2 separate regions of the Homo sapiens genome follow, and region 2 is linked to region 1. The links are chromatin contacts, found by Hi-C or POLR2A ChIA-PET in ENCODE. All regions are on one chromosome and are shown on one strand. The core of a region is the stretch at or near the end of the contact, and the rest is flanking DNA. Distances in the headings are between cores, read along the strand shown. Region 1 overlaps BACH2 (BACH transcriptional regulator 2). Region 2 overlaps BACH2 (BACH transcriptional regulator 2).

What was found. A loop is a pair of places that touch in the nucleus more often than their neighbours do. ChIA-PET counts read pairs that join two places held with the same protein, here RNA polymerase II (POLR2A). Pooled maps may share reads with other maps.
Region 2: a loop to region 1 is called in a map of MCF 10A, with 4 times the contacts of the local background. The contact joins two enhancer-like sites. A Hi-C loop is called at or near these places in 6 of 168 maps with a recorded cell type or tissue (Calu3, MCF 10A, cardiac septum and 3 more) and 7 of 50 pooled maps. POLR2A ChIA-PET finds 5 or more read pairs at or near these places in 7 of 52 experiments (A549, AG04449, AG04450 and 4 more).

What each region holds. Positions count from the first base shown.
Region 1 is chr6:89,968,617-89,973,220 of GRCh38, forward strand. All of the region lies in intron 6 of BACH2 (BACH transcriptional regulator 2), which reads right to left. Among named protein-coding and RNA genes, the nearest start is that of GJA10, 76 kb to the left of the region's middle. Within about 2 kb of position 2,560, at least 6 of the 41 ENCODE cell types and tissues checked have a DNase peak (open chromatin) inside an H3K27ac peak, as active enhancers do.
Region 2 is chr6:90,192,171-90,196,774 of GRCh38, forward strand. The region is part of intron 4 of BACH2 (BACH transcriptional regulator 2); the gene reads right to left. Among named protein-coding and RNA genes, the nearest start is that of BACH2, 100 kb to the right of the region's middle. RefSeq lists a silencer at 2,460-2,754. Within about 2 kb of position 2,282, at least 3 of the 41 ENCODE cell types and tissues checked have a DNase peak (open chromatin) inside an H3K27ac peak, as active enhancers do.

The DNA of each region.
Region 1 (4,604 bases), core at 1,310-3,809:
GCATAAATGTTACTAAATAATCAATGCAAAAAATTTACTTGAGCATTCACTGTGCTGGATGCTGAAGTGAACTTGAAAGAAGCAAAAAATGTAGTTTTAAAAATCTGTCTTGGGCTGGGCACAGTGGTTCACGCCTATAATCCCAGCACTTTGGGAGGCTGAGGCTGGCCGATCCCTTGAGGTCAGGAATTCCAGACCAGCCTGACCAACATGGTGAAATCCCATCTCTACTAGAAATACAAACATTAGCTGGGTGTGGTGGCGTATGCCTGTAGTCCCAGCTACTTGGGGGGCTGAGGCAGGAAGACTGCTTGAATCTGGGAGGCGGAGGTTGCAGTAAGCTGAGATTGTGCCACTGCACTCCAGCCTGGGTGACAGAATGAGACTCTGTCTCGAAAAATAATAAAAAAAGAATGTGTCTTAAAAATGTAGTCTTTTTTTTTTTTTTTTTTTTTAGGCTGAGTTTCACTCTTGTTGCCCAGGCTGGAGTGCAATGGTGCGATCTTGGCTCACCGCAACCTCCGCCTCCTGGGTTCAAGCGATTCTCCTGCCTCAGCCTCCCGAGTAGCTGGGATTACAGGAATGTGTCACCACGCCCAGCTAATTTTTTTGTATTTTCAGTAGAGATGGGGTTTCTCCATGTTGGTCAGCTGATCTTGAACTCCTGACCTGAGGTGATCCGCCCATCTCGGCCTCCCAAAGTGCTGGGATTACAGGTGTGAGCCACCGTGCCCAGCAAAAATGTAGTCTTAAGAAGGTAAGAATTCCTGGAGGAACTCACAATGTATCACAATCAAATAGGAGAATAATTGATGCTGACCTATCCATTGTTGAGACTCCTGGTGCAGCAGAAGATGAGAGACAAGGGACGGATGTGGGCTGCCACCACTCTACCACTACGCTTGGATGGGAGCAGGTGGGGGACAGAGAGCGCAGCACCAACAGGAGTCAGCCTTTGTCCTTCAAATATTGTGACCCTGACCTTGGCAGCCTCATGCTTTCTAGGAAAGGCTCTGCCATATGCACCTGGGATTAACACCCTTCTCTACCTGAGAAACCAGTGCCCTCCACCCCACCTAAATGAAACTTCAAATGGGGCTCATAAAAGGGAATGACATGACAGGAAGAGAAACGATCTGTTGGGAAGAGGCTGACAGTGCTCGGAAAACCATGGAGCAAAACAGATGGAAGAGGACACATATACCAGTCCTGCTGGAACTGCAGGATGGTGAGAAAAGACTGCAAGCTGGCTTGGAAATGAAGGCTGGGTGAGTTGAGTGAGCAAAACTGGTTCATCCTTAACCTGCTAAGTTAGAGTAAGAGAATTTTAGATGGTGGGGGTTGGGGGATGACTGTCTTTTAGATCAGCTTGGAAAAAATAAAAATCCTCTTCTACACTAAAGTAGGAAAGACCACAGAGTTAGCAAAGAAGGCATTTCAGAAAGTCAAATGGGGAAAAAAGAAGAATGTTAGATAAATAGGTGAAATTATAAAGTGTCTAAAAGCAACTCCAACAGGAGAAAGAAGGTGGGCAGGGTCAGAGTTCGGAGGATGTGAAGGGCAACAGAGGCCCTGTGAAGTACAGGCCACCCTCGTGAGGAGTAAGGACAGTGCTGTCCTGCCACCTCAAGGTAGGGCCTGGCAGTGCCCTGTTCCCAGTTCTGTGCCCCGAAGTGAAGCGCCGCCGACAGGCTTTGATGATCTTTCCACCTCCTGACTCTTGGCGGGCAGAGCATACAGTCACAGACCAGATATTAGAACACTTTATCTAGCATATGGAAGGAACAGAATGTCAAAGGGGTTTATTACTGTACCTGACCAGATAATCAGGTAATTAGCACTATTAACAGAACAGATTGGACACATTTATACATGCATTTGTATATCTCCGGGGAGGCATAGCTTCAAAAAAACATAATATCAGGTGTTTTTTATTATAATGTTTGTGTGTATGTGTGTTTTTCTAAAGAACATTTTATTTCTCAGAAAGGATACCAGGCATGTTTCTTTTCTGCACCTGTACGGCCCTTTTTCACTTAGTCAAGCTGGACTGCAAACAATGAAGAAGGAAATTTGTTTCTGGCCCCCCCCAGATCTTACAACAAGCACTGCCGAGCTGGCTGGCTTCTTTGTTCATATGCCCAGGCCCCCACCTGGGTGGTGCGCAATTCTAGGAATATGCTCTGGCTGAAAGACAGAAAAGACCAGGAGAGGGAGCACAAGAACACAAGATATTTCTATATCTGGGTCGCAGGGAAAGTCACAGAAAGAGAGCAAGGCAAAGAGAAGCAAATGCCTCAAAAAATATATGCGGGATCTTAACGGTGTATTTTTTAGGTGCAATAAAAAGGGAATTTGGAACTTATGGTTTGTTCATCACATAGAATACATTTTTAGCAAATTATATTTAATGCAGAATAAAGGCTATTTTATTTATTAGTTTGTCCTGAATGATATCATTACTTTATGAACTGCCAAATCTGTCAGCAATTATTAACACTCCACAGCTAGCTGCCTTCCCCTAGGTGTTTCAGTTCACCTTTGCCACACAGTAACATGGGAACAACTGCGTCAGACGACAAGCATGCAGCCCCAGGCACAGATCAGTGAGTTTCAGTGACACTACAGCACTTAGCTGGATTAAGTTTATAGGCTGAGAACAAGGTAATGACACCAGGCATTCTCCTCCACAGGAATTCACAATATGGGATGTCACTGGTGGGCACCTTTTCAATATAAGATACAAATCACCTTATCCCTTTAACGAATGCATACTGACCACTTTGCATGGTTCTATTGTGTCTTAGGTGCTGGGGGCATAAAACAATGAATATGAAGGAAACGGTACTTGGTCTGAGAGGTTCTAGGCTATTGGGACAGAGACAAGTCAACAGGTAATCACAACACAGCCATGATAAGAACTGTCAGTACGGTTCTTACTTACAGGGTGTGTAAGTCCATTTTCATGCTGCTGATAAAGACATACCTGAGACTGGGTAATTTATAAAGAAAAAGAGGTTTAATGGACTCACAGTTCCACATGGCTGGGGAGGCCTCAGTCATGGTGGAAGATGAAGGAAGAGCAAAGGGACATCTTACATGGCCGCTGGCAAAGACAGAATGAGAGCCAAGCGAACAGGGAAACTCCTTATAAAACCATCAGATCTCATGAGACTTATTCACTACCAGGAGAACAGTATGGGGGAAACCGCCCCCGTGATTCAGTTTATCTCCCACCGGGTCCCTCCCACAACACATGGGAATTATGGGAGCTAAAATTCAAGATGAGATGTGGGTGGGGACACAGCCAAACCATGTCACAGGGGAAGTACAGCTGCTGGCGGAAGGGCATCTAACTGAGGAGGTGACAAATGAGCTGCAGCCTGAGGGAGGATTAGTTAGGTTTTGGGTGGGAGCTGGTGTTCCAGATGGAAGAAATGAAATGTGCAAAGACCTAAGAGAGAACATAGCATGCAGTGTGGTGTGGCAGGAGCAGCAGCTGGGGCAAGGGCACAGGTGAAACTGGAGAAGGGAGCAAGGGGACGGGCTGGGAAGGTCCTTCCGTGTCCGCCGCCGAGGCTGGCCCAGGGGCCTCACTGGAGTCTGTTGCGCAGGAGAGTATGAGGGAGACTCCTTTGGCTGCATTTGGGGAACAAGCCAGACGGGCGGCAAGCCAGTCACAGAAGTCCAGGCAAGCACCACTGTGGCCGGGATACAGGCAGTGGTGTTGGGAAGGGAAATATAGACAGATGAGAGAGGCCATTAGGAGGAAGAGTTGGCGAAGTCTGAGAGTATAGGCCAATTCAAGACTGAGAACGACTAAAAAAAGCATCATGTTGCTTCTAACTAACCAAAGCCACAACCTGGATACCCCATTGACGAAAACAAGGTATCTTTGGAAGCTATTTGGGACGCTTTACAGTGTGTAATAGGAATTATGTACAGGTTCCCAGGCAGACCCAAGGCAGTTTAGGTTTCAGAGTCATAAATTTTGGAGGAGGATAGGGCTCAGAATTCTGTAGCCTGGGGCTTTCTTTAAATGGACACCTTTGATGTCAGTCTGTTGTTTCAGTTTCTGCCTAATGTAGGATTTTTAAAAACAGCACACTTTCCCAGTAAGTCATTCTGATCTGGCAATGAGAAAGAGGTGAAAGTTCTCACAGGATGTAAAGGGTCTTTAAAAAAAACGACGGGCTGGGTGCAGTGGCTCAAGCCTGTAATCCCAGCACCTTGGCAGGGTGAGGTGGGCAGATCACGAGGTCAGGAGTTCGAGACCAGCCTGGCTAACATGGTGAAACCCGTCTCTACTAAAAATACAAAAAAATTAGCTGGGCATGGTGGCGGGCACCTGTAATCTCAGCTACTCGGGAGTCTGAGGCAGGAGAATCGCTTGAAACCGGAAGGCAGAGGTTGCAGTGAGCTGAGATTGTGCCACTGCACTCCAGCCTGGGCAACAAGAGCGAAATTCCATTTCAAAACAACAACAACAACAAAAACAAAGATGGCTGGGCGTGTTGGCTTGGGCCTGTAATCCCAACTACTCAGCAGGCTGAGGGAAGGGGATCGTTTGAGCCCAAGAGTTCAGGACCAGCCTGGGCAACACT
Region 2 (4,604 bases), core at 1,032-3,531, 220 kb after region 1:
CACACTACCTACTGAGTTTTCAGACTGCAACTACTTATCCTTTTCAAATTGCTATCACTCTCTTTTTCATGGGAGATTTCTTACAAATTCCTTGGAGAATCCAAAAATTTACAGTGGAAATTTTTTCTCGATTCCTTTTTTTTTTTTTAAAGAATAAACCTATTCAACAGGTAAATCTAAATAATTTTTAGCAGTTCTAAATGTAGAGAATTCATAACTTCTTATTGTAATTGAAAAGGAACATACAAAGCAATTAGTCACTTACAAAACCCACGTTCAACCTTCAAAATAATGACTAACTTGATAGGAGAGGCAAGACTTCTTTAATTAAATACTAAAGTCTAGCCATTTGAGATAAGCAAAGCAGGTTATACAACCGTCTTCTGCACTCACAATATCCTTTTCTCCCTCTTGGAAATATATCATTTTTCAGCAATAGTAGAACATGTAACAAAAAAAGTTACTGTACTGTAGAAAATCACTCTAACCACAAGCTAAGTTTTTGGCTAAGAGTTAAACTTCATTCATTTGGATTTCACTAGTTTCACAAGAAGAAAAAGTGATTAACCCTAGTGTAAGTAAAATTCCCTTGAGAATATATTAGATTCTTAAGAAAACAAAACAGTAAGCAACCTTAGGCACTCACTTACATATAAATCCTTAGGGTGTTAACTGAAAAGCATTCCTAGCCATGCTAGAATAGGATTCTCAAACTTGAACACTGATTACCTTTTTGAGAGCTCTCTGGACAGGTGTGCTCAGAAGCACTGGAAGATACAGGAGAGTTTGATACACATTCTGAGAAAGATGGGGTGGCTCCTGTGTGTGCATGTGGCCATCTAGCACAATCACTATTCAGCACGGGACTACATTTCCCAGGCCACTTCACCTCCAGGTGCAGCCACGTGACTAGTGCTCAACAAAGGAATATGAGAAAAGATGGTGCTTTACTTCAAGGCGACTGTGATTAAGAAGTGAGGTGCAGACAATTGCAAGATGGTGTTACAGGATGAATTATGTCCCCTCAAAATTCACATGGTGAAGTCCTAACCCCCAGTACCTCAGAAAGTGACCTTATTTGAAAATAGGACCATTACAGATGTAATTAGTTAAAATGAGGTCATACTGGAAGAGAGTGTGCCCCTAATCCAATATGACTGGTGTCCTTATAAAAAGGGAAAATTTGGATACACACAGGAAAAGAGGGAAGATGATGTGAAGAGACTCGGGAAAAGGTGACCTTCTACAAGCCAAGGAGCAAGGCCTGGAAGAGATCCTTGCCTCACAGTCCGCAGAAGAAACCAACCCTGCTGACACCTTGATCTTCGACTCCTAGTCTGCAGAACTGTGTGACCACACATTTCTGTTGTTTAAGCCACCCAGTCTGTGGTACTCTGTTACAGCAGCCTGAGCAGACAAAATAGATGGTGAGGCCAGAAGACGGAAGGCACCTGAGTTCAGGATTCCTGAATCACCTCTCAATAAAAGCACTTCACTGATCAGAAATACTTCCACTGGGCTGAGAGCTGAGCAAGAAAGGAAACTAGTTGTGTCAAACCATTCAATTTTGAGGGCTTATCTGTTATACCAGCTGTCATTACCTACTATAGGACCTAATTAATTTAAGTGGCAAGTAATTTTAAATTATTTTACATGAAAACAAACATGGACCTATCACATATCACAGGGAACAATCCATGTAAAATTTTAGGATTAAAAACACTTCAAAGAAAATTTGAATTTACAGGAAGATATTTTGGGGTAAATTCTCTCAAATCCTCCATAGGGTATAAATTTACTCTCTTCTGCCAATAGAAGTAGAATTTCCTCAAGAATATTAAACAAGTCACAATGTCAAAGTTGCTGGAACTTCAACTACGCCACATAATCCACTTAATTTTTTTTTTTTGAAATTAAGTGGAGCATTTCTATCAAGTAGCCCAAGTATGTAAAATTTTACTTGGGTACTAAAGATGAGAACACTGTGAAATGAGTTATCAGCCTTTTCCAAAGTTCTCAATATTTTTATAATCAATCTGAAAAGAAGTCACTAGGTACAGAATACCTTCTGTTTGAATATGGACAAAAAATGTACCCTCTTTTATGACAGGGTAACTGATACAGAATAAATACTGGATACCATTTTCCATTTTTGATTTTTTTTTTCTGACATGAAGAAAAAATGAAATGATAACTATCTTCGGTAAGACTTAGAGTTATAGTTCAAAATACCTCAAAAGCCGAGCTGGCAGCTGGCTTCTCATGTTTATAGAAAAGCTAGGATGATTCAGCCTGAGCTCAGAGCTCAATTTAGATCATAGCATCTGGATTCAAAACACATGTGAGATGTGGCAGCCGATTTTCAGGTCATGACTGATCCAAGACAGAGATTGCAGACCACTCACCAGCATTATTCCAAATGGAGAAAGTGCCTGAGAGAAACAGAAGTCTCAAAGGTATTTGGAAGCCCACTCCAAACTGTTAGGGAACAGGTAACATCAGCATTTTCTGCATCCAGCAGCTTTAAGCAGGTGCCGCAGAAGCCAAGGGCCTGAGGATGACACTGAACAGCTTTGTCATGACATTCAGCCTTGCCATGGTCAGAAAACATCCCTCACCCATGACTTCTTTCCTGAACTGGCTATTGTTCAGATTAAACTATGGGAATCTGGTAATAAATTGGAAAACCTCTGACAGCACACACTTCCTGCTAAGATCTGTGTTTAACTTTGCTTTGTTTCGAAGAGAAAAACTGTAGTAAAGAAAAAGGAAAAATAAATGTAAATGCCCTTTTTCTTGATGAGAAGAAATCATAGTCACAGTAATTCTAATATAAACTACACAATGAAATCTAAAAGAAGAGGGGAAAATCCCCAGCTCAGTTTCAATCTCTATTGGAATTCACCTTGTGCCTTCCTTGATTTTCCTTGGATATGACATGTCCAGATGTGGGTGATTCTGCAGCTATGGATTTTATGTGCAATAAAAAAATGCTTCTCCTGCTGCTTTTCCTCACCTCCCCCCTCCCCCATCTCTTTTCCTCTCTCTCCTCCTTGTCTCTTTGTTGTGAATGTCAGGGCTGTCAGTGTCACAGTCTGACATGATTAGCGTTTCTGACATTACACCAAGAAGCAGACAGAGAGCAAGGAGAGCGAGCAGAGGGGAAGGCAGTTATGAGTAGCCATTTAAAGAAGTCCAAGGAAAAAACAAGCACAACCACCTTTCTCTGAGGTTCCTTGATTACAGGGCAGTTTATAAATCACCTTGGATTTTTCTCATTTATCCTATTAGTCTGTTTTCCTGTTCCTCTGGAGATCCCTAAGGTGTGGATCTAGTCTGTGAGATCAAAGCCAGCGGCTCTAATAACAGATAAGACAGAATTCGTGATTCAGCGGATTCTAAGGTTGTGAAGTGTAACAATCAGCGCACTTTGGGAAGATAGCGCCAGTCCATTTCGAGTATTGATTCGCTGCACTTTGTCACTCTAATGATGTTATCTCATTAAAAGAGATAAATGCCCCACTGTTCTTCTAAGAGCATCTGCTTCTTACTCTTCTCTCTTTTTCAACAGCATGGCTCTCAGCAGCAGCACATTAAAATCAAATTGAAATCCAATGCAAGGCTTGGCTACAGAGCAGCTAAGGTATCTTTTTAATTGCTTTTTCCTACTCTCAACCCCCTTCCAGCTCCTCCACTACAGTCCTTCAAAGAAACAAGCAACATAAAGAGAAAGAGATGTAGAAAGTAATCATAATAGAAAGCATTTGCTGAGTGTCTGTTACATAGGGACTCCACTGTGTCAACATTTAACTTATTCCTACCTTGTTAGATAGGTAGAACAATCCTCAGTTTGCAAATAAAGAAACGGAGTTTTGACTTTAGGTAACTTGCCCAAGATCATGAAGGTAGCGAGAGAATGAGCCACAATTTGAACAAGGGTCCATTCAATGCAAGTACTTTTTTTTTTTTTAATCTCCATTTCATTCATGGAACAAATAAGAAAATATGATTGCAACTTGATTAGAATAGGTGAAAAAATGTAAAAGAAGGTAGCAATTATTCTTCAGCCTGCTAATAGCCAAGAACACAATGCCATAGGTTTTGTTTCAACAGATTTCTTATTAAATAAAAAAGGTAGCAATTTTTCATAATGAATGTTTTATACATTATTCCTTTGTGTATCAGGCCTCTAAAGTACACATTATTAAAGTCTATTAAAGTCTGTATTTAGCAGCATTACTAATGTGCCTTTGGGGAAATTATTACAATGAAACAGCATCAGTCTTTCACAAAATTTCAATTGTTTAATATTCCTTTTCTTATCTTCAATACACGTGTCTATTTTTAGCTATAATCAGACCTCATCCCAAATGCCGTAATCCCAGCCTAGAGCTGTCACAGCAAATTGTTTATGGGTTGGATTTAAGAAATAACAAGAAACACAGACATTGTTAATTTCACCCAACACTTTTTTTTTCATGATTGGTTGCAGTTTTCCTACAGTTCTCATTAACAGGTGCTCCTTGATCACTATGACACGCGATGATACTTTATCTCTCTGGTTAGGGTTGGTTATCTTAATTAATTGCTTATATTTATATTTA